Linked DNA regions of Mus musculus: region 2 is linked to region 1. The links are chromatin loops, found by intact Hi-C in ENCODE. Cell type or tissue: gastrocnemius. All regions are shown on one strand.

The links. A loop is a pair of places that touch in the nucleus more often than their neighbours do. Peaks named below come from ENCODE experiments on the same cell type or tissue, not always from the same donor. Only the 100,000 strongest peaks of a DNase experiment are listed, where the experiment ranks them.
Region 2: it touches region 1 in a loop (2.7-fold over the local background); 3 of 42 quality-filtered maps call a loop at or near these places.

Annotation. Positions count from the first base shown.
Region 1 is chr14:21,981,582-21,989,581 of GRCm38, reverse strand. Zfp503 (zinc finger protein 503) reads left to right here. Exons shown (of 3, transcript NM_145459.3): 1 at 1-557; 2 at 1,298-2,378; 3 at 3,066-5,620. The coding sequence starts at 2,049. The coding sequence ends at 4,694. It overlaps A330001L22Rik (a long non-coding RNA gene), which reads right to left and starts at 107. Exons shown (of 2, transcript XR_001781181.2): 1 at 1-107. In gastrocnemius, CTCF peaks have their summits at 1,759 and 3,414; DNase peaks (open chromatin) are centred at 6,326, 6,785, 7,038, 7,976 and 7 more places; H3K4me3 peaks cover 8,000 bases; H3K27ac peaks cover 8,000 bases.
Region 2 is chr14:22,778,668-22,786,667 of GRCm38, reverse strand. The region is part of intron 5 of Lrmda (leucine rich melanocyte differentiation associated); the gene reads right to left. The region is part of intron 1 of Gm30926 (a long non-coding RNA gene); the gene reads left to right. Among named protein-coding and RNA genes, the nearest start is that of Gm30926, 19 kb to the left of the region's middle. In gastrocnemius, CTCF peaks have their summits at 4,125 (motif pointing right) and 4,760; DNase peaks (open chromatin) are centred at 2,747 and 4,089; H3K4me3 peaks cover 661 bases; H3K27ac peaks cover 1,384 bases.

The DNA of each region.
Region 1 (8,000 bases):
GAAGTCCCGCTCCGCTTCCCTGGAAGAACCGGTTTCCACAGGCAGCCGCCCCTCCCTCTCGCGTTCCTTCCCTCTCCTCTCCCCGCATAGGTCAGTCCTGTCTGGATGGTCTACATCATGCCGTCCAGCAGCCCGATTAAGTCCCGGCTCCCAGGACTGTCGGGATGGCCAGCGGAGGGTAGTGGCGAAGGACCCGGGAGAGGAGGAGAGCGAGCCTGAGACCTGTTTGCCTATGCACATGGTCAGGCCTCTTCTCTTGAGCTATTCAACTCTCGCTACGAACACGGGTCACAGAATTAAGGAGGTTTATTCTACAAGTAACCTCCAGAACTCGGGCTATATTTGATGGCATGGCTCTTTGGAAAGAAATTCCCGAGTCTGGGGTGGGAACACTACCGAGGTCGACAACTGGACATCCTCAAGTTACATTCCCGGGAGGGATTATGCCAGAGAGGCGGGAAACCTCCGCGTTAGACGTCGCCTCCAGCGTCGTTCTTAGGTACTCAGCAGACCCGAACTGGGCGACCCGGATTGACCGAAGCACCCAAAGGTAGAAGGTGTGTCTGTCTCCACAACCCCAAGAGGGAGTGAGCACATCCCAGGCCGGTGCTCCAGACTAGGAGTCCTGGGTGCACCTGCGCACTTTACTCTCACTATTTCATTTTCCTGACTGTGGACGCCCCTTTCCCCTCTTTCTTTTTCTTACACACCCTCCACACACACAAACACACACACAGGTGCCAGGAGGCTGCTGCTCTTTCCCCCTCCTTCAGTTTCTTCTCGGTCTCTTCCTTCCTCTGTCTCACTCTAGGTCTCTCTTTTTCCCTTCAAGTCTCACCCGCCTTGTAATCAGCAACAAAAGCTGACATAAATCACGGGCAGATTGACAAGAGCTGACAAATAACTGATTGATTGCGGTCGAGGCACATTGACAATTGATGGAGGGGTGGAGATGCCCAGAGAAACAGGGGGTGCGGGGGGGGGGGAGAGTAGCAAGACGAAAGCAAGAATGGGGGGGGGGCTGAAGTGTGAAACAGGGGAAACATGTGACCCCCCGCTCAAGCCCCAATCTGAGCGTCCTTCGGTGTCACGTGACCGGGAAGGGCGGAGAGCCCGGCGCACGTCGCGAGGACGAGCAGCCACCGCCTCCGTTGCCCTTCTAGCTTCTGGTTTCTCTGCTGCTGAACCTCTGGAAATCCAAGCGGGCGGGCAGACTTTCTGCAGCATCGACTTTCCTTACCCGGGTGGCCGCGCCACGCAAAATCTTAATTTCTGAAAAGATTTTTTTTGTATACAGGCTCCCACTCATCCCTGGAGTTGACTGTTCAGCAGGTATCCACATTACCGCCTGCGTTTCTTCTCCCGAAGTCTGTTAACACTCCCTCCCTCCAAAGGTTTCAGTTTGTTTTCCTGCTGGGAAAACGAAGAACGACGAAGAGAAAAAAGAAGGAAGGCGGTAGATGACAAACGTAGAATAAATGTCCATCTCGTCCGGGTAGCGAAATCGAGGGAGGGGACAAGCCGAGGGGCGGCGAAGAGGGAGCTGCCCATTAAAACCAGCTCTGAGATTCCTGGCGGTGGCGGCGGCGCGGGACGCGTCACATCCCCTTGACCCTCCAATCACCTCGGGCTCCCATTTGATTGGAAGGCGGCAAAGGCTTTAATCTCCCCCTCGGTGCAGCTGCTTTTGAAGTGAGTTTCCTCGCCAGAGCCCGGGCTGGACAAGCAGCGACACACATCGCAGAGCGCAGCGCCGGCTCGGGGCCGGGAGAGCGCAGCGCAGGGCGCAGCCCGAGGCAGACACCGCGCACCGCGGGGACACTCCCGCAGTCTGTCCTGCTCTTCTAGCCCCATCACGGCTCCGCTGCGGGCCACCCAGGATTATTCGCTTCTGGCTCCCGGCGGCGAGAAAGCGCGCGGGGCTCCCGCGTCCGCCGCGCCAGCTCCTCCTCCAGCTGCTCCCGCTCCCCGGGCGAGCGCGCAGCCCCGAGCCCGCCCCGCGCATCTCGGAGCCCTCCCCCCGCTGCTCCCATGCGCGCGGGTGGGTCATGAGCACAGCGCCCTCGCTTTCTGCCCTAAGAAGCAGTAAGCACAGCGGCGGCGGCGGCGGCGGCGGCGGCGGCGGCGGCAGCGGCGGCGGCAGCGCGGACCCTGCCTGGACCAGCGCGCTTTCTGGAAATTGCTCCGGCCACGGCCCAGGCTCCTCCCCGGCCGGCAGCACCAAGCCTTTTGTGCACGCTGTGCCCCCCTCTGACCCCCTGCGCCAGGCTAACCGCCTGCCCATCAAGGTGCTGAAGATGCTGACGGCACGGACTGGCCACATTTTGCACCCAGAGTATTTGCAACCCCTGCCTTCCACGCCCGTCAGCCCCATCGAGGTAAGGACCTTCTCTCGGGGTCAAGCTGAGTCCCCTACCAGGGCTGCCTTCCTGTGGGGTTTCTTTCCCCCCTGGGATCTGGGGCTCTCGGAGTGGGGGTGGGGGCAGTCGAAGTGATTCAGCTCCAGGATGGGAGGAAAGGACAGTACTTCCTCAACCTTAGTCAGTAGAGAGCAACGAGATGAAATTGGGTGCAAATTCTAAGGGGCAAAGCCACACAAACTTGTCTCCTTTTTGTATTAAAGTCCCTATGTACCTAGCCCTCCCCCATCGGCCCCTAGGCGGACAAGGGCCTGTATACTGTTCCAAAGTCGCCTTCCTCAGAAGCTAGTATATTTACACAGCCTCGGAGGCGCCAACCACTCAAGCACTCACACTTTAGAATCAAGGAGTGTGTGCTGGGGAAGAGGGTACAATTCTGGATCTAAAGGGATGAAAACCAAAACATTTGCGAGAGATTGTTTCCAAATCTAAGTAGTGACTTAAAGAATTCAGGAAGGATCCTAGAGCGACCAGGGGGTTCTGGCATCTTTCCCAAGGATACGGAGTGGGGTGCCACTTAGAATTGCGCCTGGAAGTTGAAATGCTTTTCGCGGGCTGTTACGAAGGGCACTAGAACCCTAAGTGCAGGTTTCTAAAGGGTTTCTCTCTTTCTCTGTGTGAACCCCTCCCCATCTGACTCCGCAGCTGGACGCCAAGAAGAGCCCACTGGCGCTGCTGGCTCAAACATGTTCGCAGATAGGGAAGCCGGACCCTTCGCCTTCTTCCAAACTCTCCTCGGTCGCCTCCAACGGCGGCGGCGCGGGTGGTGCAGGCAACGGAGCTGGGGGCGACAAGGACGCCAAGTCGGGCCCCTTGAAGCTGAGCGACATCGGCGTGGAGGACAAGTCGAGTTTCAAGCCTTACTCCAAACCCGGTTCAGATAAGAAGGAGCCGGGAGGCGGCGGCGGAGGCGGCGGCGGCGGGGGCGGCGGCGGGGGTGTTGCTGCAGAGAAGTCAGGATTCCGGGTACCGAGCGCCACCTGCCAGCCATTTACGCCCAGGACAGGCAGTCCCAGCTCCAGCGCCTCGGCCTGTTCGCCGGGAGGCATGCTGCCCTCCGCCGGGGGTGGCCCGGAGGGCAAGGACGACAAGAAAGATCCGGAAGCTGGCGGCGGTGGCAGCAGCAAAGGCTCCGGGGGCGCCTCGGCAGACGGGGTACCCGCCGGGCTGGGGCACGGCCGGATTAGCTGCGGCGGCGGAATTAACGTGGACGTGAACCAGCACTCGGAAGGGGGTCCAGGAGGCAAGGCTCTAGGCTCGGACTGTGGCGGCTCTTCCAGCTCAAGCTCGGGTTCGGGCCCCAGCGCGCCCACCTCGTCGTCGGTTTTGGGCTCCGGTCTGGTGGCCCCGGTATCTCCCTACAAACCGGGCCAGACAGTGTTCCCTCTACCCCCTGCGGGCATGACCTACCCAGGCAGCCTGGCTGGGGCCTACGCTGGCTACCCGCCCCAGTTCTTGCCACACGGTGTGGCACTCGACCCCACTAAACCTGGCAGCCTGGTAGGGGCTCAGCTGGCAGCGGCCGCAGCCGGCTCTCTTGGCTGCAGTAAGCCAGCGGGTTCGAGTCCTCTGGCCGGGGCGTCGCCTCCATCAGTGATGACAGCTAGTTTGTGCCGGGACCCATACTGCCTCAGCTACCACTGCGCCAGCCACTTGGCCGGGGCTGCAGCCGCCAGCGCCTCGTGCGCTCATGATCCGGCCGCTGCAGCAGCAGCGCTCAAATCGGGATACCCGCTAGTATACCCCACGCACCCACTGCACGGCGTTCACTCCTCGCTGACGGCTGCGGCCGCTGCGGGCGCCACACCACCCTCCCTAGCCGGCCACCCCCTCTACCCCTACGGTTTCATGCTCCCTAACGACCCGCTCCCCCACATCTGCAACTGGGTGTCTGCTAATGGGCCGTGCGACAAGCGCTTCGCCACTTCCGAAGAGCTGCTGAGCCACTTGCGGACCCATACGGCCTTCCCAGGGACAGACAAACTGCTGTCGGGCTACCCCAGTTCTTCGTCTCTCGCCAGCGCCGCAGCAGCAGCCATGGCTTGTCACATGCACATCCCCACGTCGGGCGCACCGGGCAGCCCAGGGACTCTGGCGCTGCGCAGCCCCCACCACGCACTGGGACTCAGCAGCCGCTACCACCCGTATTCCAAGAGCCCGCTCCCCACGCCCGGTGCCCCAGTGCCGGTGCCTGCCGCCACCGGACCATACTACTCCCCTTATGCCCTCTACGGACAGAGACTGACCACTGCCTCCGCACTGGGGTATCAGTGAGGGCGGCCCAGAGGAATTTGGAAAGAGGAAGGATCTGGGGGATGGGAGGAGCGAGGGAGGGGCAGGACCCGAGCGAGGTTCCTGACACCCGCAGGGGCAGAAGACCCGGGCTACGGAAGGGAAAAGAAAGTTTAAATCTTACCTATCCACCCAACCACAGAGATCGAGAGAGCCTGGATGCGAAACTTCTCCTCCACCCCTACTCCCCCAATCAAACTTTATAAAAGTTGAAAAAAAATCATTTGACTTTTTATAGAAAAAGAAGGAAAACTAATTGAAAAAGTGTTCATCTGAGGACTTCGCCGGTGAACATTGGTATTTATTTATGTTAGCTCCAAGCGGACCCGTGGTTCAAAAGTGCATTATTTAGTTTGAGCTCCGTAGGTTAAAAGGAGGAGGGGGGGAATTAAAACTCGAGGGTAAATATGTGGAAAACAAACCCTCCGATCCCTTGTAGAGTATAAATAAAAACAAAGCCGCTACAGAATTAGGGGTCTTCTCTTTAATGTTACTTTAAAATTGCTATGATTGTATTGTGCGTTCTTATTTAATGTCTGATTGAAACTCAAATTTACATGCATGTTTGTTACAAAAAAGAAATGAAAACGACGAAACAAAATAAGTCACAATTTGTCAACTCTGATTTCAAATTGCAATTATTTTTAAGGTGTATACCATCGAAAGAGAATGGGTATTTTTTTGTATGTATTCTGGAAGAAAACAAAAAAAAAGGAAAAACAATTCTATTCCAAAACCTCATTTGCCTTATTTTGTTCTTTAAAAGGAACACTTAACTATTTTTAATTTTTAAGTCCACCCGCTGAGAAGGGGACAAGGTTTACGTCATGTGCTAAAATAATAGACAATGTATCGCTTTAAAGATTAAAATTCCGTATATTTGATGTATTAAAAGGTTTTACTTCTTATTATCTTTTTATTTTTTCCTTTTATTAAAGCGGTTTCAGCCGCTGCGGATTCCCGGGACCTCCCTAATATCTTCAGCCCAGGATCGTGGCTATGAATTTCCTACTGCTTTGTTGTGATTTTCTTGAATAGGCGAAAGCTTCAGAAGGGCTGGCCAGCTGAATGATTGGCCTTAGGGGAAAATGTTTTTTTCAAGAAAGAATTCCAATGTGGAAAGATAGTAGCCTTAGCTAATTGCTCATTTCGTTTTTATTTAAATCTCTGGGAAGCTGCTGTGTGAAAAGTGAAAGCAGAGAAAATAGAAGCTTTGGCTTTTGTTAAATTTCCATTTTAAGGGTGGGGGGGGGCGTTTGAGTTTCGTTTTGTGCAAAGAGTAGAGCAGGCTGGGACTCGCCCGGCTGAGCCAGAGGCCCCCCTACCCCCGGGACACGCGACTGCCTAGCCGTTCCCCTGTTCGCAGTTCAAGCATCCCCGGCCTGGGGCAGACAGCCGGGACAGACTAGCAGGGATGGGAGGACATTTGCTGACCTGGAGAGAGCCGGCAGGACCTTCTTGTCCTTCGGGAACAAAGTGAGTTTTTTAGACCTAGAGATAGTCAAATATCCCAACCCCCTTCACACCCTGCCCACCCCACCCCACCCGCCGCCTGTCTTCTTCCTGCTGGAGTTAGAGCGGATGGCAGGCCTTCTCCCAGGCTGCTTTTCCCTGTCCAGATCGCTCCGCAGCTGTGCGGTTGCCCAGTCCGGGTTGCAAGAGTGCGCTCCGGCTCCAGGAACCCAAAAATCCCCTTTTAAACTCAGCAATGCGAGGCGTCTTGGCGGCCCTGCTTCACCTCGCAGAAGCGATTTTGTGCTGTTCAGGGCGAACGGCGCGGCAGGATCCATGTGTGGATCCCCGCTGCGTTCTCCCTTCTTCCCAACTTGAGCCTCATCACCCGGCAGCAGAAGCTGGGAAGAACAGGGTAGGGAGATGGCCCGGTCTCAGCGAGACCTAGAGGCCCTTGCTGGAGCTGGAGTTCTTCAGCTGTTGGAGCGCTGGGCACAGGACACCCTTCGGTGGATCCTGGGACCAGAGAGTTAAGGACGTAGAGCGCGCACCCCATGGCGCACCCTCCTGGAGTTAGGCCTTTCTGGGTTCTCCCAGCCTCTGGCTTCCCTCTGTCCCAGCTCTCTCTGTCGTCTTTGAGCCACGCGCCAAGTCTACCCTCCGCTTTGGACCTTGGGAGGAACAGCCACCCGGGCCCTGATGCCATTTGCATAGGACTCAGTGGCTTTTTAGATTTTTTTTTCCCACCCTGCTCCTTAGCACCAGCCTAACGCAGGGGGAACCTTCCCCCGGGTGGCACGCACAGCGGACCGGCGCAGGAGCAGACTTTGGGAAGACTCTGGCTTCTTTGCTGCTTCCCCGAAGGGTGCAGCCTGCCGGCCTGAAACTCTGGCACCCAGACCTGGCGCCAGGAGAAGGAACACTGCGGCCTTGCTGCCACTCTGGTTCGGAGGAGAGACACTAGGCTGGCCTGAGCTTCTTGAGAACATGGGCCAGCTCACCACCCCAGGTGCTTGGACAAACTCCGAACACCACCAGGTTGGGAAGTAGATGATGCCATGGAAGCCCCCCACATCTCAGGACCCCGGCCTTGGGATCTGAAAGGCAGGCCGCTGTCTAAGCCCCCTCACCAGTACCAGCCACAGGCCGCTGGCATTGGGACCCACAAGCTTCGCCCACCACGACCTTGCATCTTTGGGCAGAGGTTCTTTTGTCGCTTCGCCCTGCCCACCAGAAAAGAAAAGAAAAAAAAAGAAAAAAAAAAACCCGCTCTGATAGGAAAGGCCTACACATTCCTCAGCCCTGCAATTTAAGCCTGGGACCTGCAGAAAGACTACTGGGACGTTCGAGCTTTCGAGCTCCTTCTTGGCATTATATTAGCCAAAACAAAACCAGAAAGAAAGAAAGAAAGAAAGAAAGAAAGAAAGAAAGAAAGAAAGAAAGAAAGAAAGAAAGAAAGAAAGAAAGAAAGAAAGAAAAACTTTAATAAAACGCTCTTCTGGGAGAAGTTAGGCATAAGCAGCAAAATCCCAGAACCTCGGGGCTGGGGGCGGGGGGGGGGGAGGTTAAGGCCAGGAAAGATTCCCGACATGTGGGATAGAGCCAAGTCACTCTGGGGCAGTTATAGGATGGAGGATGCCAGTACGTGTTGCGGGTCCGGGCGGAGTTCTCGAGCCTCCCAGGAGAGACATGCGCCCCTCCCCACGCCATCCTGGAGCCTTCCCCTCCTCCGCCTCTCAGCCACTCTCTCCGCAGTTGTGGAGAGCGCCCGAGCGCTGCAGTCGTCGGCCGGAGCCTGAACCGCGAGCATGTCCGCTAGGCGGCACTGCAGATCCC
Region 2 (8,000 bases), 800 kb before region 1:
ACCCTGAGGTCACTCTACTGGTTAATAGATGGGCTGGGTTCACTATTCAGGTTGTCTGAGTTCCAGCCGAGTGTGCTTTCTCCTACCACAGGCTACTCTGTAATGTTCCAGCAACAAATTATCCCTATTAAAATGAGCTGGAAGAGCAGGTCATCTGATGAGCAGTCTCCAGAGGGAAGACCTACATCACTTTATCACCTCCCACACTGCGGTAACTATTGGTGTTTATAAAAGGATGGAGGCCCTGGCATTAGAAAACGTATACCATGGCAAGTCTTTGAGTGAGAGCCAGAAAAAGAATAAAAAGCTCCGAGTGACCCACTGCACTTCTCCACTGCTTCCTCAATTAACTCCAAACAGACTTTGTCTGGGATGGAGTGATTTAGTTTCAAGGCAAGGTCAGTCCCACACACCCAGAATAAAGATTGCCAAATATGCTTATTTGAGCTGAATTACATTTGGTGGTTTAATAATATGAATTTACTGCTTTTTCAATGGGGACTCTAGCACTGGGGAGAACTTTAAAATGCATCACACTTAAAACATAAAATTAAATTCAATTAACTTTTATTGGGAGGCTAATACACTAGTACCCTAGAGGGAGAAACAGCTCTCTTGCTTTCCCCAGATTTTTCAAGCAGGTTTCTGGAAGCCTGGCCAAAGATAGAGGATTGGCTTGTTCCCCAATAAAGAACTTCATTGGTCAGTTTAGCATCTGTGCTGTCTTGATGAAGAAGCCTGGGCTTGAAGGCACCCAGCTAAAAGACTCCAGGGGCACAAAACCTAGAATAACAAATAGGTAGAAAATACCATGGATGGGCCTGGAGAGATAGCTCAGTGGTTCAGGGCACTGGCTGTTCTTGTAGAGGAACTGTCCTTAGGTCCAAGCACCTACCAAGGGCTTACCACCATCTGCCAAAACAGCTCAAGGTATCCAATGCCCTCTTCTGGCTTCCATGGGCACCAGGCACACACATGGTGTACATACATAATGCAAGCAAAACACTCATACACACAAAATAAAAATAAAGAAATCTTTTTGAAAAAAATATCTAGAAAGGATGGGGATTTAAGAAAGAAAACACTTTATAAAAAATATAAGACAAAACGAACATGGGGTAAAGTTCTGTATAAAATTCACCCACTTTCTTGTTGCCAAGACAAAATATAATCTATGAAAACATACATGTATGTATGCATATGTGTATACACATACCACAATTAGCCACACATTAGTATACATCTATTAGAGGTTCTCAGTCCAGGCTTTAATGACCTCCTTACTACATTGAGATATTATAAGTTTTTAGACCATAAGAAATGGAGAGGCATTTCTTCCTTTGTGTCTCATAAATGGCCAGTTCAGACATAAGCAGTCTGGCTTGGGAGAAGCTGAATCCTGAAGAGAATGGCCAACCATATTCCACAGACAGAATGAAATCATTCACTTAATCCCCGAACTCGTATCTAATGGATGTGAGTACATCTTGTGTTTTGTCCTAGGCACTAGAGGTTTGTGAGCAAAATAGGCAGAAATACTACCAGCCTTGCAACTAGTACAGAATTGGGAAAATACAGAAATCAAAAACACCTCCTTCACTATCCTACTAAAATCAGTTACAGACTCAATGTGGAGCCCAGTAAAATGTGCTAGCTCTTGTATAGGTTTTCTGTACACACTGCCATGGCTTCTGTGTCTTAAAAGAGCACAGACTTACTGTTTGAATGTTAGCCATTTGTAAACAGGTCCTGGTAGGTGAAATCAAGCTGCTTCTTTTGGATGCTGTGAGGAGTAGAAATGCTTGGAGTTGCCCCTGCCCTGTCTCTCCTGCATTTCTTTCTTTCCATCATCAAAGTGCACTCCCATCTCAGCCCTCTTCATCGCATCACCTCCTGTCCCTGTGACTTTCTCTGAGTCCCTCTACCCAGTGACTGTGTTTATACCAGGCCCATGTGAACAGCCAGAGCTCTTCGAGCTTTGACTGATGGCCTAGAGGCACAATGCTTTCTTGCTCGTTTCACCATTCCATGGTGAAAGACAACAAAACATTCGAGAATCAAAGATCACAAGAATGTTCAAGGTCTGGGTTTCCAAGAGTAAGTAAGATGATGTACTGGAAATGTGTACTGCTATTATTATACCGTTGTTACAATTATCCAGTGATACAATTATCATAGTTGAGCCCACGTCTTCGACTATACAAACCATTGCAATGTCCAGAACTCTCTTCCCACTACTTAAATTACAATCTACTTTGTAAGTCCCTGCCTTGTTCATTCTCTCTGCCTCCTCAGCTAGGAGTGATGCTGTTTTCTTCCCTTCCAACCTCCAGTAATGTAAGCACCAACCATTTAAGACTATGTTATTATCATTGTCATTATTATTATTAGCCACACACACACACACCCATGTATTGTGAGGAAGGCAGAGATGTTTGTCCTATTGCTTACTTAGCACAGAGATGAGGCCACAGTAGATCATTTTTTTTAGATCACTAAGTGACTAAGTGGACTGGTTCCAGAGTTTAGTCCTCAGGGGTCTGCATGAAAAGCACAGTTCCAATGTCACATTCAAGGGGAGCCAGCTGTGAGCTTCCTCATTCCCCTACTACACTGCACTCTGACTTCCAAAATGAAAGCAATCCCCATCTTTCCCAGACATCATGTACAAGATGATGCCCTCCCAACCAGGATGAGGACGGCTTCTGGCCTCCATCTGTGTGCCAAGTAGCACAAGTGTCTGCTATACACCCTGAGGAAGGCAAACAGGACACAGAATAGAACAAAGAGCTCACACCAGTCAAAGCCAGTTTGAGCCAGTCCGCACTGCTCTGAGAACTCCACCCCCCCTCCCTCCCAGCTGGCAAGAGGACAAGAAGAAGATCACTGACTTCAATCTTTGGCCTCCTAACCACGAAAGGACTTGTGAAGGTGAACGGTTTGCAGACGAAGGGGGATATAAAAGAGACAAAACCAGGATAAAAATTAAATAAAAAGTAGCTGTCTTAAACTGTAATTGCAGTCCTCTGCTGAGCACGCTTGCAGATATATAAATGTGATTTACCATCAGCTTGCAACTACAAATCAGGTCTTGAGAAACACTTGTGCTATGAAATTGTTTAATCTCATCAAGCTCTGCTTTCACAGCAAGCCATAAATCACGGAGTCTTTGTTATCATAGACCTCCACCAGCGCCTCTCTGGCAGGCCATGGATCGTGGGTATATATAATCTTGACTGCACAAACACTGGGGTCGACGCAGGCTGAAATACTTTCATAATAGCCACTGTGCAGCTGCTGGAACACAAGCCCATGATGGATATCTCATTTCCTACAGTCGGCATCTATTTCGAGCAAATTATTACCACATAAATTTCTTGTCAACAGAAACGGCCAATTAATTAAGTTAAAAATTTACTTGTGATCACATCTACAAACCAAATAGAACGGCAAGGCAATTTTCCAGTTACTGAATATACTGCAGGTCAGTTTAATGAATAATTTTTAACTTTGTCATAAACTCAAAGACAGGCTAATATCTCCAGAAAACTGAATGGAGACCAGCTGCCGACAGATTTACACAAAATATATTTATGGGGAATTTGATTGCTGACATCTGGGGACAGAAATAAACTTTCTATAATTACAGAGACATCTTTGCCATATATATGGATTTCTTTCACCCAAAAATGCAAATATGTCCTCAGGAAGGGTATATTTATATGTTCAGGCAGGGCTACAATGGGGTTCGATGGCTTTTGGAGAAATCATTGCATTAAATTTCTTTGCTAGTGATGGGTTCAGTATCATAGGGAGAGACAAAATCATGGGCAAAGACCTGTTTATCACTGACCCACACCTGTCCCAACCCCAAATCAGCTCTCTCTCTCTCTCTCTCTCTCTCTCTCTCTCTCTCTCTCCCCCTCTCTCTCTCTCTCTCTCTCTCTCTCCTTCTCTCTCTCCCTCTCTCTCTCTCTCTCCCTCTCTTCCCCCTCTCTCCCCCCTCTCCCTCCCTCTCTCTCTGAGGTGGTACACCACTTGGCACATGTCCAGCAGTGTAAGCAGCACTCAGAGGCTTTGTCAGGTAAGGCAGACGGACATAGCTTCCCCACAGAGCTGTGATGCCCATGAACCAGATCTGCTTGGAAAATCAGGCCAGCAGAGGGCCCTATAATAATTCCTCGTCCAACCATGTGTCTTTGAACTGAAGGAAAACCATGGTGTGTGTGTGGGGGGGGGGGGGAGGGATGTATGTGTGGGGGGGTGTAGGGGTAATTGTCCAGTTGAGTTATGGGCTATGGGTACAGGGACACATGGCAGATTTGATTACAGATAGGGATTTACTCAGCCAACTACTTGTGAGAGGTAGAATTATGACTTTCATAAGGGCCATCCCCTTACCTGACATGTGGAGAGCATTCAAGGTCTTCCAAATCATTGCTCCTGTCTGTCTCTAACAGGTCCTTTGACCTTGTCTCCAGCCTGCCACTGTTACATGAGATAGTCTCACAGCATGCCCTTTGCCTTTATGTTGCCATGACTCTGAGCCAACAAAGGAACTTTACATTTCTAGTCCACTTCCCATCATCTTTCAACTTTCTAGCTTGAAGATGGTCTCCATGGCTCCTTGACAGTATAAGAGACTATGGCTCTTCATTAGGACATATCCCTCCACCTAGAATTTGAGTGGCCATGATGTTACCTTGGCCAGAAAGGGCAGTAGTGAGTTCGGAGTCCGTGAACTCTTCAAGGAGATAGCAGGCAACCACAGGGTGGGGGTGTTGTCATGAGATTGAAGGTCTGTAGGAAAGGACTCTATTAGTTAGTCCTGAATGCTAGGATGGTTGTGTGGAAGGTCCTTTTGGTAAGCTTCTTGAAGACTGGAGTTATCAGACTCATTTTTAGCTTTCTAACTACAAATCCCAGTACCTTACAAAAAGGACAGGATCTCTATAAAAGCTTCTGAAGGAGGATCTTATGCAGTATTCATGAATGCCACATTCAACTCTTGGTGGCTTTAAATATTGTTGCATCATTATCATGTGTCTGAACAGCATTGATTGTAGGCCATTCCATTTAGGACACTCCGAAAGCTGAGAAGTCCTGGATGTTAAATACATCCCCCAGCTAGACCAAAGTTTAACTGAGGAAACAAACCACACGGAAAACTCACAGGACAGCATGAATAGTCAGGCTAAATGAATGAATGACCAATGTGCAAACACAAAATAGAAAACAAATCTTAAATAAATGGCACTGATAAATGCAAGTATGGGGGTGAACAACGCAAGGTGTTTGAGTTTCAGAACATTAAAGGTATGTAGCTGAGATCCTGCAGAAACCTTCATTTGACCACTGTAGACACGAAGCCTCCCACATCAAGCTGGGCCAGCTTGCTCAAAGTCACTAAATTATAAAGTCCCCAAACACCTGAATATCTTCCCATGGCTCTCTAAATCCATCCCTCACATGTCCCACAAGCACTTCACTTTTCCTGGTTAACACTTGTACCTTCAGCGTGATCATTGGCACTGTTCTCAGGCCCAGGACTGGACTGCATGTGCCCTCATGCAATTTTCTTTTTGACAAAAAACATTTTCAAAATTTTCTCTTTGTCAAGGATCTTAAATGCAAAGATATTCCCTAAATATTCATTGAATTTTTTTGGATAAATGACTTTAGATCATCAGAAGCCCTTCTTCTCCTGAAGCACACACATCCACCGTGTGTGAAGCATGCAGATTGGTTAGATCCATATCTTAAGTAACTAACTATGACCTCTGGGTTGATTGCTTCATTGTTCAATGCCTATTTCAGTGTCTATGGCATACCACAGAAGTGATCCCTAGTTCAGGGTGTCATCAATAGTATATAACACATATAACATTTTAAAACAATGCACACGAGGGGTACTTGATATTTTTCTAGCCCCTGGCCTACATATACTTTGGTAGAGTAAATCTACATACATGCCACCTGATGTTTATAGTGTATTCTCTTGCCTTTTGCCTATCTTGCTGATGTTGTATGAAAGAACTAATAGGGCCATGGTGTTGATGATAGTAGATACACAGTTTTTTTTGTTGTTTGTTTTGTTTCGGTTTTTTTTTTTTTTGGGTTTTTTTTTTTTTTTGCCTCTGTTATGCTGCAGGCACTGCTACAAACACTTTACATTTGTTATCAACATCCATAGGAGGCAAATATTCTTATTATCTCTGAATTACAGATGTGACCTAGAAAGGTTAAGTCACTTATCCAAGGACATATAGTTATAATTGGTCCGACTGGAGGCTGGCACACTCAGACACAGAAGTGTGCAGTTACTATCTCTGATTTGCACTTTTTATTCCCAGGTTTCTCTCCTTAGTTATTGCTCCAGTTCCAGACAGTCTATGTTTTTTTTCTAGAATATTTTTAATAATTTTTTCCTATCCTCAAGGATGTTACAATTAAATCAAATAAAAAAGTATAAATCCATGTGAAAAGCACCATTTGATAAACCCTAAACTGGTTCAGATCCACTCTGTTGTCAGGGTGACCCATCTCTGGTCAGTGAGGTAGCTTCTGAGAGTGTATCTAATAACGGCACCAAGTCTCTATGGGAAGAGGTTATGCAAAAGATTGCAGGGAAGTTCAATTAGCTTGTGAGTTCAAGTCTGCAGCAGACGTTATTGGCAGTTGGGAGGAGGGAAAAAGACAGAAGGGGCTTCGTAGTGTGCTTTTGTCAAATTAGATTCAAGATTTCTGGAACAGAAGATGTTTCATCACAGAGACAGTGGCTGAGGAACATGGGCGAATTGCACACATGCTGCGTGAGCATCCCTGACAAATGCAGGTAATAGCCGAGGGTGACTCACTGCTGAATGTCAGGTTATCTAGCTGAGGGTCACTGCTCCAGAGTCAAGGTCAGGATGAAACCAGAGAACAAAGAAACAATGAAGAAAGCCTGCCTCCTCAACTGACCAGTGACAATTAGAAGCAAGCAGGTGAAATGTGAGATAATTCAACCATAGTCCAATATGTACTAAGCATGTAATAATTTATAAAGTATCTTCATGGTCATTGCTCCATTACATTTTTATGGTATTCCATTCATTAATTGCCAGACGTTTAGAACTTCACTTTTTTAAGGAACATATTTCCCATGATTTCAGGAAAGATGCCTGTTACAATTTGGGTGATTCACACATGCACAAATAAACATTCCAGATTGCTCACTGAGTTCTCATCTCAGGTGCAATCTAAAAGAACCCAAAAGCCTCATGGATCTCTCCATTCAAAGAGCCATTGTTCCAGCTGAAGAGAGGAGGCACATGCACAGCAGTGGCTCACAGTTACTACTGGCACAAAGGGCTCGGAATGGTGTGGTAAGTGCTGCTCATCTTCAGATAGGCAGAGATGACCGTCAGACAGGATGCTCAAGAAACAGTCATGGGCTAGAGAAACAGCTTTGTGGCTAAGAGCATGAGCTGCTCTTCCAGGGGACGAGAGATCTGTCCTCAGGACCCGAATTGCATGGCTCACGATGGCCTGTAACTCCAGCTCCACGGGATCTGTCAGTGACAGCCTCTGTAAGCACCTGTACTCACATGCACACACACATAATTAAAAATAGTAGATAATCTTTATAAAAAAACTGAAAGAACAGGAACAAATCACACAAGGTCAAGGACTTTTCCTGAGTCCTAAAACATCCATAAGAGAGCTCTGAATAAAGCATGAGGCTGCATATTTGACAAGCATAGCAAGTCACATATTTTATTATTCACTCTTAAAATTGCTTAAATATCTAAAATGAGCCTGACATAGAATATATTCCACTTACTCAAAATAAAATTAAAAATAACATCCCTCCCCAATAACAGAATAGAAATCATCTATTCTAAGGGAGAAAAGTGAATGTGACAAAATTTAGAAACTGAAATTTGACAAAAGAGACAAAAGGTTCTGGGGTTATCTGAAGGACAGCATGGTTCATGTCTAAACAATACCGTAGATCA